Linked DNA regions of Homo sapiens: region 2 is linked to region 1. Evidence: read pairs that join two places in POLR2A ChIA-PET (ENCODE). Cell type or tissue: Panc1. All regions are shown on one strand. Each heading gives the region's core, and the rest is flanking DNA. Links, peaks and the distances in the headings are about the cores only.

What was found. Peaks named below come from ENCODE experiments on the same cell type or tissue, not always from the same donor. Only the 100,000 strongest peaks of a DNase experiment are listed, where the experiment ranks them.
Region 2: POLR2A ChIA-PET joins it to region 1 with 23 read pairs; 4 of 35 experiments call an interaction of 5 or more read pairs at or near these places.

What each region holds. Positions count from the first base shown.
Region 1 is chr12:56,758,492-56,766,831 of GRCh38, forward strand. HSD17B6 (hydroxysteroid 17-beta dehydrogenase 6) reads left to right here and starts at 4,833. Exons shown (of 5, transcript NM_003725.4): 1 at 4,833-4,923. In Panc1, for the core only: CTCF peaks have their summits at 4,794 (motif pointing right) and 4,995; a DNase peak (open chromatin) is centred at 4,804.
Region 2 is chr12:56,879,314-56,887,653 of GRCh38, forward strand. No RefSeq gene overlaps it. Among named protein-coding and RNA genes, the nearest start is that of SDR9C7, 51 kb to the right of the region's middle. RefSeq lists a silencer at 1,452-1,746. In Panc1, for the core only: no CTCF peak of the experiment used is centred there; no DNase peak of the experiment used is centred there.

The DNA of each region.
Region 1 (8,340 bases), core at 52-8,051:
GGAACACAGGCACAAAAGTATAAATGGCACTTTTGGGAAGCTGCCAATAGTTTCATATGGACAGAGCCCAGACTTCAAGGGAGGGTATAGTGAGAGATGGGGCTAAGAGGTAAGCCATGGTCAGAGCATTGCCTGCCAAGTTAAGGAGTGTGGAAGTAAAAATTATTCATCATCTACTTTATTTGGTTAAAATGAAAATAAACTATTGATCCTATTAATATTTGACAAGAAGCCTTGGGAGTTAAAATCCTGTTGAAGTAAGTAAGTTGCTTGAAAACTTGGAGTACTCCTATGTTAGTTATTTTCCTTGTTAATAAAATAAAGAAGAGAAGATTAGAAAATATGTTACAGGACCAACAGGTTTGTATGCCCACTGCACAGCAACATACCAATACACTGAGACAGTAGGGTTTGCAGCAGAGAAAGAGTTTAATGATTGCAGGGCGGCTGAGCAAGGAGATGAGAGGAGATCTTCAAGTCCATCTCCCTGAGGAGTTCTGGGCTGGGGTTTTTAAGGGGATTGTGGAGAATGAGGGACTGGAAAATTGGGGTCATTGAGTGGTTGGGGTCAAAGGGATGAAGTCGTCAGGATGTGGAAACTGCATTCAGTGAGTCAGCTCCTTGTATGATCCTTCAGAACTGCTGATGTCGATGGGGTCCTTCAGATCAGCTGACCTCATTAGTTTCACTGGTGTGCAGGACCTGAAAGGATATCTCAAATGGAAACAACATTTTATAATGTTCAAGTTGTTATCTATAATAGAGCAGTTAAGGGGAACTATACTGTCTGATCTATGTGATTCTAGGACAATATGCCTAAACAACGATGAGAAAGCAGGTCAGAGAGCCGGCTGACCTAATGATTAATGCTGAATGTGTTGCAAGCTTGGTTTGTTTTCATTTCTTTCTCTCCCTGCTTTCCTGATTAATTTTCAAAGGTTCATAAGGACAGTTTCAAATATGTTCTATTGACACAGGAGCATAATAAACAAAAGGAGAATGGGGCCAAAGTCACATCTCAGTTTAAATATGATAAGCTCTGTCTCTTGTTATCATAAACTACTGAAAAGTAGCAGAGAGTTCCATCATATTTGTTTAAATGCCAGAGTTTTGGATTGATCTCACAGGAATGTTCCCTCTAACAGAGCACGTGATGATCACAAAGCCAATAAAACGTGTTCTGGGACGTTGCAATTGCTCTTTAATCTATTTGGTGCGTTTGGTATAGGAAACTGAGTATTTAAAACCTAAACTGTAAATTAACCTACCAGACTTTAGATAAGCAATCTGCCAATATAAATATTGTGTAGGTTCTCTTGTTAGCCATAAGGCTATACATGTTTTGGCTCTAGCTTTCTCCTTGCAGACTGCTTGAAATAAAGGATTGGCAGATTCACATTAAAGCACAACATTAAGCCTTGTTCCTTCATAGGAATTTGGATTTGTGTGAAGACAATGGGAAGCCATGGAAGGGTTTTTTTTTTTTTTTTCAGAGTGTCACTCTGTCACCCAGGCTGGAGTGCAGTGACGCCATCTCAGCTCAAGCGATGACCCTTGGGTTCAAGCGATTCTCATGCATCAGCCTCCCTAGTAGCTGGAATTACAGTTATGTGCCACCATTCCCAGCTAATTTTTTTGTATTGGTAGTAGAGGTGGGGTTTTGCCATGTTGGCCAGGCTGGTCTCGAACTCCTGACCTCAACTGATTCACCTGCCTTGGCCTCCCAAAGTGCTGGGATTACAGATGTGAGCTACCATTCCTGGCTCATTGAAGGGTTTTAAGCAGAGTAGAAACATAATCAGAGTTGTGTTTTGTTTGTTTGTTTGTTTATTTATGAGACAGGGTCTCTGTCATCCAAGCTGGAGTGCAGTGGCATGATCATGGCTCACTGCAGCTTCAACCTTCCCAGGCTCAGGTGATCCTCCCACCTCGGCCTCCCGAGTAGCTGGGATTATGGGCATGTGCCACCACACCCGGCTAATTTTTGTATTTTGTGTAGAGACGGGGTTTTGCAATATTGGCCAAGCTGGTCTCGAACTCCTAGGCTCAAGTGATCTTCCCACCTCGGCCTTCCAAAGTGCTGGGATTACAGGTGTGAGCCACCGCCCCCGGCCTCAGAGTTGTGTTTTATAAATAAACTCTGGAGCCCTGTAGAGGGCAAATAGGAGGGTAGAGAGAAACCAGAGGTGGAGCAATCCTAGCAGACTGTTGCCGGAAACCAGGTGAGAAATACTGATGGCCTGAGCTAAGGCAGTAAAGTGGAGATGGAAGGGATGGGATGGACATAATGACTTTAAGGAGGTAGAATTAATATTGATTGGACATGGGGGATGAGGAAGGGGTCTAGGATGATTCCCAGGTTTCAGACTTGGGCAACTGGATGGAAGGGAGTTGCCTGGCATCTATTAAGCACTTATTAAATTTGTTGAATACATATGCAGATAGGAAATAACATGAAAATGAGGAGGACCAGATTGCAGTGAATCATCATCATTTTAGTTTTGAATGTGTTGAGTTTGAGGTACTGTTGTGATTCTCCCTAAGTACGATTTTACTACGGGGTCGTACTGTGACTCGTCACATTTAATATAAGACAAAAAATGAGCAAAAGATTTGAATAGGCATTTCACCAGAGAAGACAAACAAATAGCCAATAAGCACATGAAAGGATGCTCAACATCATTAATCATTAGGGAAATGCAAATCAAAACCACAGTGAGATATCAATCCATACCAACTAGGATGGCTAAAATAAAAAAGATAATATGGCCAGGCACGGTGGCTCATGCCTGTAATCCCAGCACTTTGGGAGGCCGAGGTGAGTGGATCACTTGAGGTCAGGAGTTTGAGACCAGCCTGGTCAACATGGCGAAAACTCGTCTCTACTAAAAATACAAAAATTAGCTGGGTGTGGTGGCATGCACCTGTAATCCCAGCTACTCAGGAGGCTGAGGCAGGAGAATCACTTGAACCCAGGAGGAAGAGGTTGCAGTAAGGTGAGATTGCACCACTGTCCTCCAGCCTGGGTGACAGAGTGAGACTCCCTCTCAAAAAAAAAAAAAAAAAAAAAAAGATAATAAGTGTTGGTGAGCATGTGGAGAATTTGGAACCCTCATATGAAGCTGGTGAGATTGTAAAATGGTGCAGCCTCTTTGGAAAACAGTTTGGGAATTCCTCAAAATGTTAAAAATAGAGTTATCATTTGACCCAGCAATTTCACTCTTAGGGTACATATATCCAAGAGAATTGAAGGCCCATGTCCACACAAAAAATCTGTATGTAAATATTCGTTTCAGCATTATTCATAATAACACAAAAAAGCAGAAACAACCCAAATGTTTATCAGTTGATGGATGCATAAACAAAACGTGGAATAGCCACACAATGGAATATGATTCAGACATTAAAATGAAGTACTGATAAATAGATGAACCTTGAAAACATTATGCTAAACAGAAGAAGCCAGTCACAAAGGTCACATATTGTGTGATTCCATTTATATGAAGTGTCCAGAATAGGCAAATCCACAAACATGGAAAGTAGATTACTGGTTGCCAGGAGTGGGGTGTGGGAGGAAAGAATGGGAGGTGACTGCTAAGGAGTATGGGGTTCTTTTGGGATAATAAAAGTATTCTGAAACTAGATAGTGATGATTGTTGCACAACCTTGTGAATATACTAAAACCCATTGAATCGTACACTTCAAAAGAGTGAATGGTATGATATGTGAATTATGCCTCAATAAAGCTGTTACTTAAAAAAAAAATATATATATATATATATACACACACACACACACACACACACACACACACACACAACCCTAGGTCCAGGGCTCAAGCTATGAAACAGCTGCAGTTCTTTCAGAAAGGTGACTGAGCCAGCCCCAGCTTGCAGCAGCTGATCTCAGGTTGGCAGTCTTAAGAAGTGGGCTTTGCTAAAATCAACCTGCCCTCTGACCCCATTCCAGCAGGGGATTTGCATTGTAATATTCCAGTTTAAATTAGAGGATGGGACCAGGCACGGTGGTACACGCCTGTAATCCTAGAACTTTAGGAAGCTGAGGCAGGCAGATCGTTTGAGCCCAGGAGTTCGAGACCAGTGTGGGCAAGCTGGTGAAACCCCATCTCTACAAAAAACAAACAAACAAACAAACAAACAAAAAAACTCAAAATTAGTTGGGCATGGTGGCGTGCACCTTTAGTCCCAGCTACTCTGGAGGCTGAGGTGGGAGGATCACTTGAGCCTGGGAGGTCGAGGCTGCAGTGAGCCCAGATTGTGCTACTGCACTCCAGCCTGAGTGACAGAGGGAAACCCTGTCTCAGTAATTAAATAGAGGGCTGGGTGCGTCAGCTCATGTGTAATCCCAGCACTTTGGGAAGTCAAGGCAGGTGGATCACTTGAGGCCAGGAGCTCGAGACCAGCCTGGCCAACTTGGTAAAACCCCATCTCTACTAAAAATACAAAAATTTTTACAGGCGCCTGTAACCCCAGCTACTCCAGAGGCTGAGGCAGGAGAATTGCTTGAACCCGGGAGGTGGAGGTTGCAGTGAGCCGAGATCATGCCACTGCACTCCAGCCTGGGTGACAGAGCGAGACTCTGTCTCAAAAAAAAAAAAAAAAAATTAGAGGATGGGGGCTGAGGAGCATACAAGACTCTCTGGTCAGGGCAGCTCTTTTCTTTCTTTCTGTTTTTCATTTTGGTAGTAACAGATCTGATTCTGCAGCTGATCAAGGATGACACTGGTGAGAACCCTATGAGGGAGTGAAGCAGCCTGGACTCTTACCACAAGAGGGAGGTGTTATAAGAGCAATGCAGAGGTTGGAGTGGGCAGCAGTTGGGGCAGGAGGAAGCCGACTGCTGCCTGGTCTGCAAAGAAGTCCTTTCAAGTCTCTAGGACTGGACTCTTCCTAAGCAAGTCCGGTATGTAGGTGGGTAAGGGTGGTTGTGTGTGTGTGTGTGTGTGTGTGTGTGTGTGTGTGTGTGTGTGTAGGGGATATGGGATATGGTCTGTTTGGAGACAGGTTTTGATTATGATTTTTTATCATCTTAAAAGATCCTTCAACTTTGATTCGTGAAAGAAATTTTGTCACGATTGCTTGCTCTGCTTTTTTGATCTTTACTCCCATGAAGTTTGGGAGAGTACTGGTTACAAGTTGGGAGTGATTTCATACTTACAAATAGGGACTCTGGGTATCCTCTGAAAACGGGATTCTCGGCAGTGGGGGAAACAAGCTCTTTAATGGTTAATGCTGATAGCTGTTGGGTAAGTTTGTGAAACTTTGGGTAAGCGGAAAGGGGCCTTCTGTGATTGGGCCAAGATCCCAGAACTCTGAGAGGTTGAGGAGTGAGGATCCCTTGAACTCAGGAGTTTGGGACCAGCCTGGGCAACATGATGAAACCCTGTCTCTACAAAAAATACAAAAAATTAGCTAGGTGTGGTGGTGCACACCTGTGGTCCCAGCCACTTGGGAGGCTGAGGTGGGAGGATCACCTGAGCCCAGGAGGTCGAGGCTACAGTGAGCTGTGATTGCACCACTGCACTCCAGCCTACATGACAGAGTGAGACCGTGTCTCAAAAAAAAAAAAAAAAAAAAAAGAAGAAAGAAAAAAAGAAAAAAAAAAGAAAATCAAAAAGAAAAGAAAAAACAATTATTGACTTGAGGAATACTTAGCCTGTATGCCCAAGTGGGAAGAAAAGAATGTCATGGTGGATCAGTTCAGGGAGCCATGTGCTGTTTACAGACTTGCTCTTAGGATCAGTGACTAAGCTGACTGGAGTTTATAGACAAACCCATGTCTGAAGATTTTAACCAAAGAAGGGAATAAAGGCTACTTCTTACTTTGCCATGTATTATATTGCAGAGAGAGAGGTCCTCGCTTGAGACAGAAGGAAGTTAAGGTGCACGAGCATGGCCCAAAATAGTGATAAAGAGCTGATAGAAATGATTAAGGATGTTGCAATATGTGGAGTTATGCATACTGTAGAAAAGTGGTGGTGTAATGCACCAGATAATGCACATTCCCATGGCACAGTTTCCTTCTATGAAAGCTCAGGGGAAGAGACAGGGCTCAGGGAGAAAGGCAATATGGCAATAATAAGACAACAACTACCCAAAATAATACTAATATCTAACAATTATGTATTGCTTTACATGCATTAACTTATTTAACCCTCTCAATAAATCACTGAGGTTTCTTTTTCCCATTTTGAACACGAGCACACAGGAACAGAGGCCAGTTCACTTACTCAAGGCTGCAGAACAAGTAAATCTCGAAGCCTGATTTTGAACCCAGGCCATCTGGCCTCAGAGTCTATGCTCATGATTCTATTTTTTATTTTTTTCTTTTGAGAGAGAGTCTCACTCTGTCTTCCAGGCTGGAGTGCAGTGGCATGATCTCAGCTCATTGCGGCCTCTGCCTCCCAGGTTCAAGCTATTCTCCTGCCTCAGCCTCCTGAGTAGCTGGGATTCCAGGCGCCCGCCATCACACCTGACTAATTTTTGTATTTTTAGTAGAGACGAGGTTTCGCTATGTTGGCCAGGCTGGTCTTGAACTCCTGGCCTCAAGTGATCTGCCTGCCTCGCATCCCAAAGTTCTGGGATTAAAAGCATGAGCCACCATGCCTGGCCTCATGATTCTATTTAAGAAAATTTTTTTTTAGGCTGGGTGCGGTGGCTCACGCCTGTAATCCCAGCACTTTGGGAGGCTGAGGCAGGCGGATCACGAGGTCAGGAGTTTGAGACCAGCCTGGGCAATATGGTAAAACCTTGTCTTTACTAAAAAATACAAAAATTAGCCGGGCATGGTGTTGCATGCCTGTAGTCCCAGCTACTCAGGAGGCTAAGGCCGGAGGATCGCTGGAACCTGGGAGGCAGAGGTTGCAGTGAGCTGAGATCACGCCACTGCACTCCAGCCTGGCGACAGAGCAAGATTCCGTCTCAAAACAAACAACAACAAAAACAAAAACACACACACAAAAAACCAATCCTTTTTTTTCTTATTATCTATTTATTAATTTTTCCAAACAGGGTGTTGCTCTGTTGCCCAGGATAGAGTGCGGTAGTGCAATCATGGCTCACTGCAACCTCGACCTCCCAGGCTAAAGTGATTCCCACCCCCTCCCCCCACCGTGTCAGCCTCCAGAGTAGCTGGGACTACAGGCACTCCCCACCATGCCTGCCTAGTTTTTGTATTTTTTGTAGAGATGGGATTTTGCCATGTTGCTCAGGCTGGTCTCGAACTCCTCAAGGAATTCGCCTACCTCAGCCTTCTAAAGTATTGGGATTACAAGTGTGAGCCACTGTGCCCAGCCTCATGATTCTATACTATCCACAAAATCAGGGTTGGGGCAGGAAAGCTCATGCAGAGAGGTTCTTGGAAAGAAAGAAAAGGAAAGGTGTCAGGCCTCTGAGCCCAAGCTAAGCCATCACATCCCCTGTGACCTGCATGTATACATCCAGATGGCCTGAAGCAACTGAAGATCCACAAAAGAAGTGAAAATAGCCTCAACTGATGACATTCCACCACTGTGATTTGTTCCTGCCCCACATTAACTGAGTGATTAACTTCGTGAAATTCCTTCTCCTGGCTCAGAAGCTCCCCCACTGAGCACCTTATGACCCCCACCCCTGCCTGCAAGAGAAAAACCCCCTTTAAATGTAATTTTCCGCTACCCACCCAAATCCTATAAAATGACCCCACCCCATCTCCCTTTGCTGACTCTCTTTTCGGACTCAGCCCGCCTGCACCCAGGTGAAATAAACAGCCTTGTTGCTCACACAAAGCCTGTTTGGTGATCTCTTCACTGGGACGCGTGTGACAAAAGGTAGTCGGAATCATCCAGAGTAGTCTTGTTGGTATCTCCATTTATTAGTGCTCTGTACTTGCCATGTTCCAGGTCTTTGCTCTCACTATTCCCTTTGCCTGAAATGCCCTGGTTCCCAATCTCTGCATGTCAAATACCATCTGTCCTCCAAGGCTCAGCAAATCATACTTCCTTCATTTTAAAGCTCTTTGGTTTTGATGGAACATAGGCAGTGTGAGAAAGAGGAGGGGGAGAAAAGGTCAAGATCCAATCATGGAGGGCCTTGTACAACTAAGGTTTTAGATTTAGATTTTCAGTAGGTTGAATGCTATTCAGGGAGTGACATCGGCAGAGCTGCGCTTTAGGGAAATTAACCAGACAGCCCTATGTGGATGAGAGGGGAAGTGAGAGTGACACTGTGGGGTTAGTGAGAAAGCTTCTGTGATAGGCCAATCAAGAGGCATTGAGGAGTCCTTGCATTTAGGGTAGAGAAGGGAGAGGAGGAGCTGGGAGGGGTGAAGGGGAAGGGACGC
Region 2 (8,340 bases), core at 127-8,126, 120 kb after region 1:
TCGTCTGGGATGTGGGGAGCGCCTCTGCCCGGCCGCCCCGTCTGGGAGGTGAGGAGCATCTCTACCCAGCCACCACCCTGTCTGGGAGGTGAGGAGCGCCTCTGCCCGGCTGCGACCCTGTCTGGGAACTCAGGAGTGCCTCTGCCCGGCCACCCCATCTGAGAAATGAAGAGCCCCTCCACCCAGCAGCCGCCCCATCTGGGAAGTGAGGAGCATCTCCGCCCGGCCGCCCCATCTGGGAGGTGGGGGGCACCGCGGTCCGGCAGCTGCCCCGTCTGGGAGGTTGGGGGGGCGCCCCCGCCCCACAGCCACCCCGTCTGGGAGGTGGGAGGCCCCTCTGCCTGGCTGCCACATCTGGGAAGTGAGGAGCCCCTCTGCCCAGCCGCCACCCCATCTGGGAGGTGTACCCAACAGCTCATTGAGAATGGGCCATGATAACGATGGCAGTTTTGTTGAATAGAAAAGGGGGAAATGTGGGGAAAAGAAAGAGAGATCAGATTGTTACTGTGTCTGTGTAGAAAGAAGTAGACATAGGAGACTCCATTTTGTTCTGTACTAAGAACAGTTCTTCTGCCTTGGGATGCTGTTAATCTATAACCTTACCCCCAACCCTGTGCTCTCTGAAGCATGTGCTGTGTCAACTCAGGGTTAAATGGATTAAGGGCCGTGCAAGATATGCTTTGTTAAACAGATGCTTGAAGGCAGCATGCTCGTTAAGAGTCATCACCACTCCCTAATCTCAAGTACCCAGGGACACAAACACTGCAGAAGGCTGCAGGGTCCTCTGCCTAGGAAAACCAGAGACCTTTGTTCACATGTTTATCTGCTGACCTTCTCTCCACTATTGTCCTATGACCCTGCCAAATCCCCCTCTCCGAGAAACACCCAAGAATGATCAATAAATACTAAAAAAATAAAAAAAAAATAGTTTTCTAGCCTCTCTTCCATCTGGATGTGGACTTATGACTAAAATCTGGCTAATGATATGCTGGCAAAAAATTTGTTCAGCTTACAACTCACAGCCCTAAAAGAAAGGAGTATGTGCTCCTTGTTCCTATTTTTCCTTTTCTCTTGGTTGGAATTAAAACTTGGTAATGAGCCATATTGGAACATGTGAATAAGAACAACACCTAAAGATGGTAAAGCAAGGTATAAGGAGTCAGGGCTTTAGACACTGGGAAGCTACCATGCCACCTTGGCCTGCTTCTGCTCAAACTGCTGCTGCAAGAGAGAAATAACCATTATGACTAAACTAAAAGGAATCAGCTAAAATAATCCAAAGTGGTATCCTCTGTGGAGTGGGAAATAGAAGGAAATAGGAGGGAAGCTCCTGTGGGTTTTCATAACAGCCCTTGTAACTATTTGGTTGTCTGTGTGCCCATATACTGTTTGTAAAAATAAAAACCACAATTTGAAAAGGAATGAGATAGAGAGAAGGATTCTCTTCTTTCTCTAAGTAGTCTTCTGTTGCAAACACCTAAGGTTGTGGTTTAGGGGAAATATCAAAAGTATAAAGAAGAAAATAAAAACCACAGGCATCTGACTACCCAAAGATAATTGCTGTTAAGTGTTCAGCTAAGACTCAGTATATTTCCTCCCAGTCAAATATTTAACCCAGCACATTTCTGTTGCATCTCAAGATTCAATTGAATGGAATAAACACAAGCTGGTCACTGAGTGCAAATAACATAAGAGATAAGACACAGTTCTTGTCCTTTAATTCTGTTGTGGGTTAGACTTACACTGTTAGAAGCAAAAGCAACATGGGGCTTTGATTGCTTCAAGAAATCACCTGCCTAATTTCCTTCTTATTAACAAATAAACACTGTACTTACTGAGTTTAATCCTTGCAGCACCAGAAGTTCTAAAAAGAGAAGAAACTTTGCAAGGCCAGTAATATGCCTTCAAAATTATAGGCATTCCAGGCTAGACAGGAATTTACTAAATTTAATTATTATTGTATACCTACTACAAGAGCTCACAGGCCTTCACTTTGGCTGACCTGACTGAGAGTGACATTGTTATCCTTGGTGTAGCTTCAATGTAAAGCCTGGGGCACTACAGTTGCCTGATGACCCCAAGTGGTTAATTTCTTTTGGCTTTATTATCCCAATAAGAAAAATTAAATTCTGTATACCTTAAGCCCAGTTCAGATCATGAAAACTATAATTCCTTTTCTTATACCAATCTGATGAAGAAAAAAATTTAAACAAGACAAACAGGTGAAAAAATGCTTTGCATCAGAGCTGTTTGTTGAGCTGCAGGGTCTTGAATCCACTTGCTCTGCAGTTACAATTCTGTGTGGAGGTGGGAGACATCAGTGTCACACGGTGGTTCAGCACATGTCACTGGAGCCTGACTGCCCAGGTTAGAACCTCAGCTTTCATCTCACTTGGTTCCTTATCCGTAGAATTGACATGTTAAAAATAGCAAATGATTGTTACAGAAGATTAAATGAGTTAGTATTTACAATGCACTTATTCCAGTGACTGGCATTTAATATGGGCTATGTAAACATTTCTTGAATAATAAAAATAAATCCTGTCTGAATGAATTCAAATAAAAGGCTTGGCCATTGCTATTCATAAAAAATTATAGACTTAAGAATTAGCTGACAAATCTTAATTTATTTATTTGTATTTTTTTAGACAAGGCCTCTTGCTCTGTCACCCAGGCTGGAGTTCAGTGGTGCTATCATGGCTCATTGCAGCCTCCATCTCTTGGGCTCAAGGGATTCTCCTGCTTCAGCCTCCTAAGTAGCTGGGACTACAAGTGTGTGCCACCACATCTATTGGGGGAACCAGCCCCCAATATTTCAATGTAGGTTCTTTTCTATTTTCCCTAAGTGTCAGCCAGTCTGACAAATAAAGAGTGCAAAGAGAGAAATTTTACAGCTGGGCCTCCTCGGGTGCCATCACATATTGGTAGGACCATGATGGTGACCTCAAGCCACAAAACCAGCAAGTTTTTATTAGGGATTTTAGAAGGAGAAGGAGTGTATGAATAGGGAGTGGGTCACAGAGATCACATGCTTCAAAAGGCAATAAAAGATCACAAGGCAAATGGCAGAGCAGGATCACAAGGCAAGAGCGAAATTAGAATTACTGATGAGTATCCATGTCCTGCTGAGCATGCATTGTCTTGATAAACATTTTAACAGGAAACAGGGTTCAAGAGCAGACAACTGGTCTGACTAGAATTCACCATCCTGGAATTTCCCAATCCTAGCAAGCCTGAGGGCACTGCAGGAGACCAGGGCATATTTCATCCCTTATCTTCAACTGCATAAGACGGACACTCCCAGAGCGGCCATTTATAGACCTCCACCTGGGAATGCATTCCTTCCCCAAGGTTATTCCTTGCTGGGAAAAGAATTCAGCAATATTTTTCCTATTCACTTTCTGCAAGAAGAGAAATATGTCTCTGTTCTTCCCGGCCCTGCAGGCAGTCAGACCTTATGGTTATCTCCCTTGTTCCCTGAAAAGTGCTGTTATCCTGTTCTTTTTCAGGGTGCCCAGATTTCATATTGTTCAAACACACATGTTTTACAAACAATTTGTACAGTTAACGCAATCATCACAGGGTCCTGAGGTGACATACATCCTCAGCTTATGAAGATGACAGGATTAAGAGATTAAAGACAGGCATAGGAAATTATAAGAGTATTGACTGTGGAAGTGATAAATGTCCATGAAATCTTCACAATTTATGTTCAGAGATTGCAGTAAAGACAGGTGTAAGAAATTATAAAAGTATTAATTTTGGGAACTAATAAATGTCCATTAAATCTTCACAACTTATGTTCTGCCACAGCTTCAGCCGGTCCCTCTGTTTGGGGTCCCTGACTTCCTGCAACACACATCCAGCTAAGTTTTTATTATTTGTAGAGGTTAAGTTTCACTATGTTGCTCAGGCTGGTCCCAAACTCCTGGGCTCAAGTGATCCTCCTACCTCAGTGTCCCAAAGTGCTTGGATTACAGGCATGAGCCACTGCATTTGGCCCCTTACATTCTTTATGTCAGCTCCTTAACAAGCTGGTTGGTTTTCTCTTTCTCATGTAATTCATGAAAAATAAGATATCCCACAATTATTATTAGACAATAGATATTCTATCACCTAGTAATAATATAATAGTAAACACGTCTCACTTTCTATATATCAGATGCAGTTTTAATTATGTGCCTCATCTCATTTAATCTTTACAATAACCCATTTTACAGTTAAGGAAACTAAGGCATGCAGAAATTAATTTACTTGCCCAAGGTTACGCAGTTTGTATGTGATAGATCCTGGGATCAGTCCTAGGCAAGCTGGCTCCAGAGTCCATGTGCTTCCCCACCCATGACACTGGGCTGCCCCCAAAGAGCATGCCATGTCAGGAATAACACACAACTTTGACTGCTACTGATCCTTATGTCTCTGCTCTAGCTATAGCCCTGTTATTCACCAAGCCTCATCAAGGCTCATTACTTCCCATATGATAGAAAACAATTGCCAACTTCTTTCATATTTGAACTTTTCTTTCCACTTCCATCAAAATTTGTTTTATCCCATAGAAAAAACAGAATCTGCTGATTCTGAATTCTATATCCACCATATCCACAGTCAAAGTTTGCCTGAAGAAAACTCAGCTAATGGTCAGAAGGTCAACTGGCCAATTTAGACCCCATCCAGGGAGCTCTACTTGGAGAAAGAGCTCACAGGCAATGTCTGTATTTTAGCTTTGCAGGTCCTCACATTCAATTCCAACCATTACCCCAGGAGATCAAGCTCTGAAAGGAAGTTGATTTACAAACCCAGAACCCAATTTACAAGAGAAGCTACTGCTAGGTGGAAAACCTACGTAGGGCATAATCATGGGCCACTAACTTATTCTGAGTGAGATCAAGGACACTGAGAGCACCTATTAGAGATCAGAAGGTTGTTTCATGAGGCCAGGTTTACAGCCAAAGAAATCTGATGTTTTTAAAGAATATTTCTATCAAGTTCCTGGAATGAACTGCCTCTCTTCACTCTAGTAGTATGGGGTCCTGAGAGCCAGCAGCAGCTGTTGAGGCCAGAACAGCCTCTCTCTTGCACAGGGCAGCAGGCCACCAGGCATGGTCCTTCTCTTTGGCTACCTTCTCCTAGGATCCAGGAAACCCATCACCCCTGGTAGACCCTCTTCTACTCTCACTTGCTGCAGTGTATGGAGTACATGCATGGAATGTGCACACATTATATTCCAGGCCTGCTTTCTTGGAGACATGCCTCGCCCTGATGAAATTCTGAAGTGTCCCATGACACCTTAGTGAGACATTTGCAAATCATCTCTTGGGTAAAGGTTCTTCTAAGATGACTCATCTTGCATTTGAGTGACATTATTTCTAAAATTATTCCAAATTCTGAGCTCATCTCCTGACTTACAGCCAGTAGCTACATTATGCATCAACTAGGGATTTAACATTATAAGTGAAGTGATAATATATGATTGTGGTGGTTTGCACAAGAGGGGAGAGAGTAAGAAGGAAAGGAAGGAGTTAAACCAGTTAAACCTAGTTAAGTGCCAGTGATTATTTATTCAAGTAAATTTAATACTTTGTACTTATCTTGCTTTACTTGTCTTGGCCAGAAAAATATTTAAAAACCCTCTTGTCACTAGAATGACCTTAGAATTACGACCCTAGACTCAGACATAGACTTGACAGAATACAAAAAGATGACATTTGAATATCAGTAAGAATTGTCTCATTACAGATAGAAAGAATAGGAAAATAATTCAGCTTAGAATATAACTGGAAAGGATCCATTGGATCCAGTCAGTTGGTGAAGCAACCTGAATGAGAGTTGCAGGCTTACATCATGATATGGTTTGGATTTTTGTCTCTGCCCAAATCTCATGTTGAATTGTAATCCCCAATGTTGAAGGAGGGGCCTGGTGAGAGATGATTGGATCATAAGGGTAGATTTCCACCTTGCTATTCTTGTGACAGTAAGTTCTCATGAGATCTAGTTGTTTAAAAATGTGTAGCACCTATCCCTTTTCCCTATCCTTCCTTCTCCAGCCATGTAAGATGTGCCTGCTTCCCCTCTCATGATTATAAGTTTCCTGAGATCTCCTCAGCCATGCTTCCTATACAGCCTGCAGAACTGTGAGTGAACTAAACCTCTTTTCTTGATAAATTATCCATTCTCAGGTAGTTCTTTATAGCAATGTGAGAATGGACTAATATGGAAATTGGTACCAGGAGTAGGGCATTGCTATAAATATACCTGAAGTAGGGCATTGTTATAAATATACCCGAAAATGTGAAAGAAACTTTGGAACTAGGTAATGAGCAGAGGTTGTACACTTTGGAGGGCTCAGAAGAAGACAGGAAGATGAGGGAAAGTTTGGAACTTCCTAAAGACTTGTTAAATGGTTGTGGCCAAAATGCTGATAGTGATATGAACAATGAATTCCAGGCTGAGGAGGTCTCAGATGGACATTAGGAACTTATTGGGAACTGGAGTAAAGGTCACTCTTGCTATGCTTTAGGAAAGAGACTGGCAGCCTTGTGCCCCTGATCTAAGGATCTGTGGAAATTTGAACTTGACAGTAATAATTTAGGGTAGCTGGCAGAAGAAATTTCTAAGTAGCAAAGCATTTGAGATTTGGCCTAGCTGCTTCTAACAGTGTATGGTCCTCCATGTGTGCAAAGAGATGATCTGAAACTGGAACTTATATTTAAAAGGGGAGCAGAATATAAATGTTTAGAAAATTTTCAGTCTGACCATGTGGTAGAAAATAAAAACCTATTTTCTGGGGGAGGAATTCAAGTTGGCTGTAGATATTTTCATAAATAAAGAGGAACCAAATGTTAATAGCCAAGACAATGGGGAAAATGTATCAGAAGGCATCAGAGACTTTTGTGGCAGCACCTTCCATCAGATGCCTGGAGATCTAGGATGGAAGAATGGCTTTGTGGACTGGACCCAGGGCCCTGATGTCCTGCACAACCTTGGGACACTGCTCCCTGCATCCCAGCCACGTCAGCTTCAGCCATGGCTAAAAGGGCCCCAGATAAGTCTCAGGCTGCTGCTCCAGAGGGTGCAAGCCATTAAGCCTTGGCAGCTCCTATGTGGTGTTAAGCCTGCAGGTGTGCAGAGGGCAAAAGTTGAGGCTTGGGATCCTCTGTCTAGATTTCAGAGGATGTATGGAAACACCTGGATGATCAGGCAGAAGTCTGATGCAGGGGTGGAGCCCTCATGGAGAACTTTTACTAGGGCAGTGCAGAAGGGAAATATGGGGTTGGAACTCTCACACAGAGTCCCCACTGGGGCACTGCGTAGTGGAGCTGTGAGAAGACGGTCACCATCCTCCAGACCCTAGAATGATAGATACACTGACAACTTGTACTGTGCACCTGGAAAAGCTGTAGGCACTCAACACCAGCCCATGAAATCAGTTGAGGGAGATGTACCCTGTAGAGCCACAGAGGTGGCACTGCCCAAGGCCTTGGGAGCCCACCCTTTGCATCAATGTAGCCTACATGTGAGACATGGAGTCAAAGGAGATTATTTTGGAGCTTTAACATTTAATGACTGCCCTTCTGGGTTTTGGACTTGCATGGGGCCTGTAGTCCCTTTGTTTTGGCTGATTTTTCCCTTTTGGAATGAGTGTACTTACCCAATGCCTGTAGCCCCATTATATCTTGGAAGTGACTAACTTGTTTTTTATTTTACAGGGTCATAGGTGGAAGGGACTTGCCTGGTCTCATATGAGACTTTTGGTTGTGAACTTTTGAGTTAATGCTGAAACGAGTTAAGACTTTGGTGGGCTGTTGAGAAGAGATGATTGCATTTTGCAATGTGAGAAAGACACGAGATTTGGGAGTGGCCAAGGGCCGAATGATATGGTTTGTATCTGTGTCCCTGCCCAAATCTCATGTCCAATTGTAATACATAATATTGGTGGAGGGGCCTGGTGGGAGGTGATTGGATAATGGGAACAGATTTCACCCTTGCTGTTCTCATGATAGTGAGTGAGTTCTCATGAGATCTGTTTAAAAGTGTGTAGCACCTCCCCCTTCATCCTCTTCCTCCTTCTCTGGCCATGTAAGATGTGCCTGTTTCCCCTTCACCTTCTGCTGTGATTGTAAGTTTTCTGAGACCTCCCTGGACCATGCTTCTTGTACAGTCTGCAGAACTCTGAGTCAATTAAACCTCTTTTCTTTATAAATAACCCAGTCTCAGGTAGTTCTTTATAGCAACATGAGAATGGACTAATACAGACTGGATGTGCGAATTAGGGGCACCCACTATAAGGCGGGGGTAGTGGGTTGTGTGAGGCATCCCCATGCAGCATAGGGGCATTTAAAA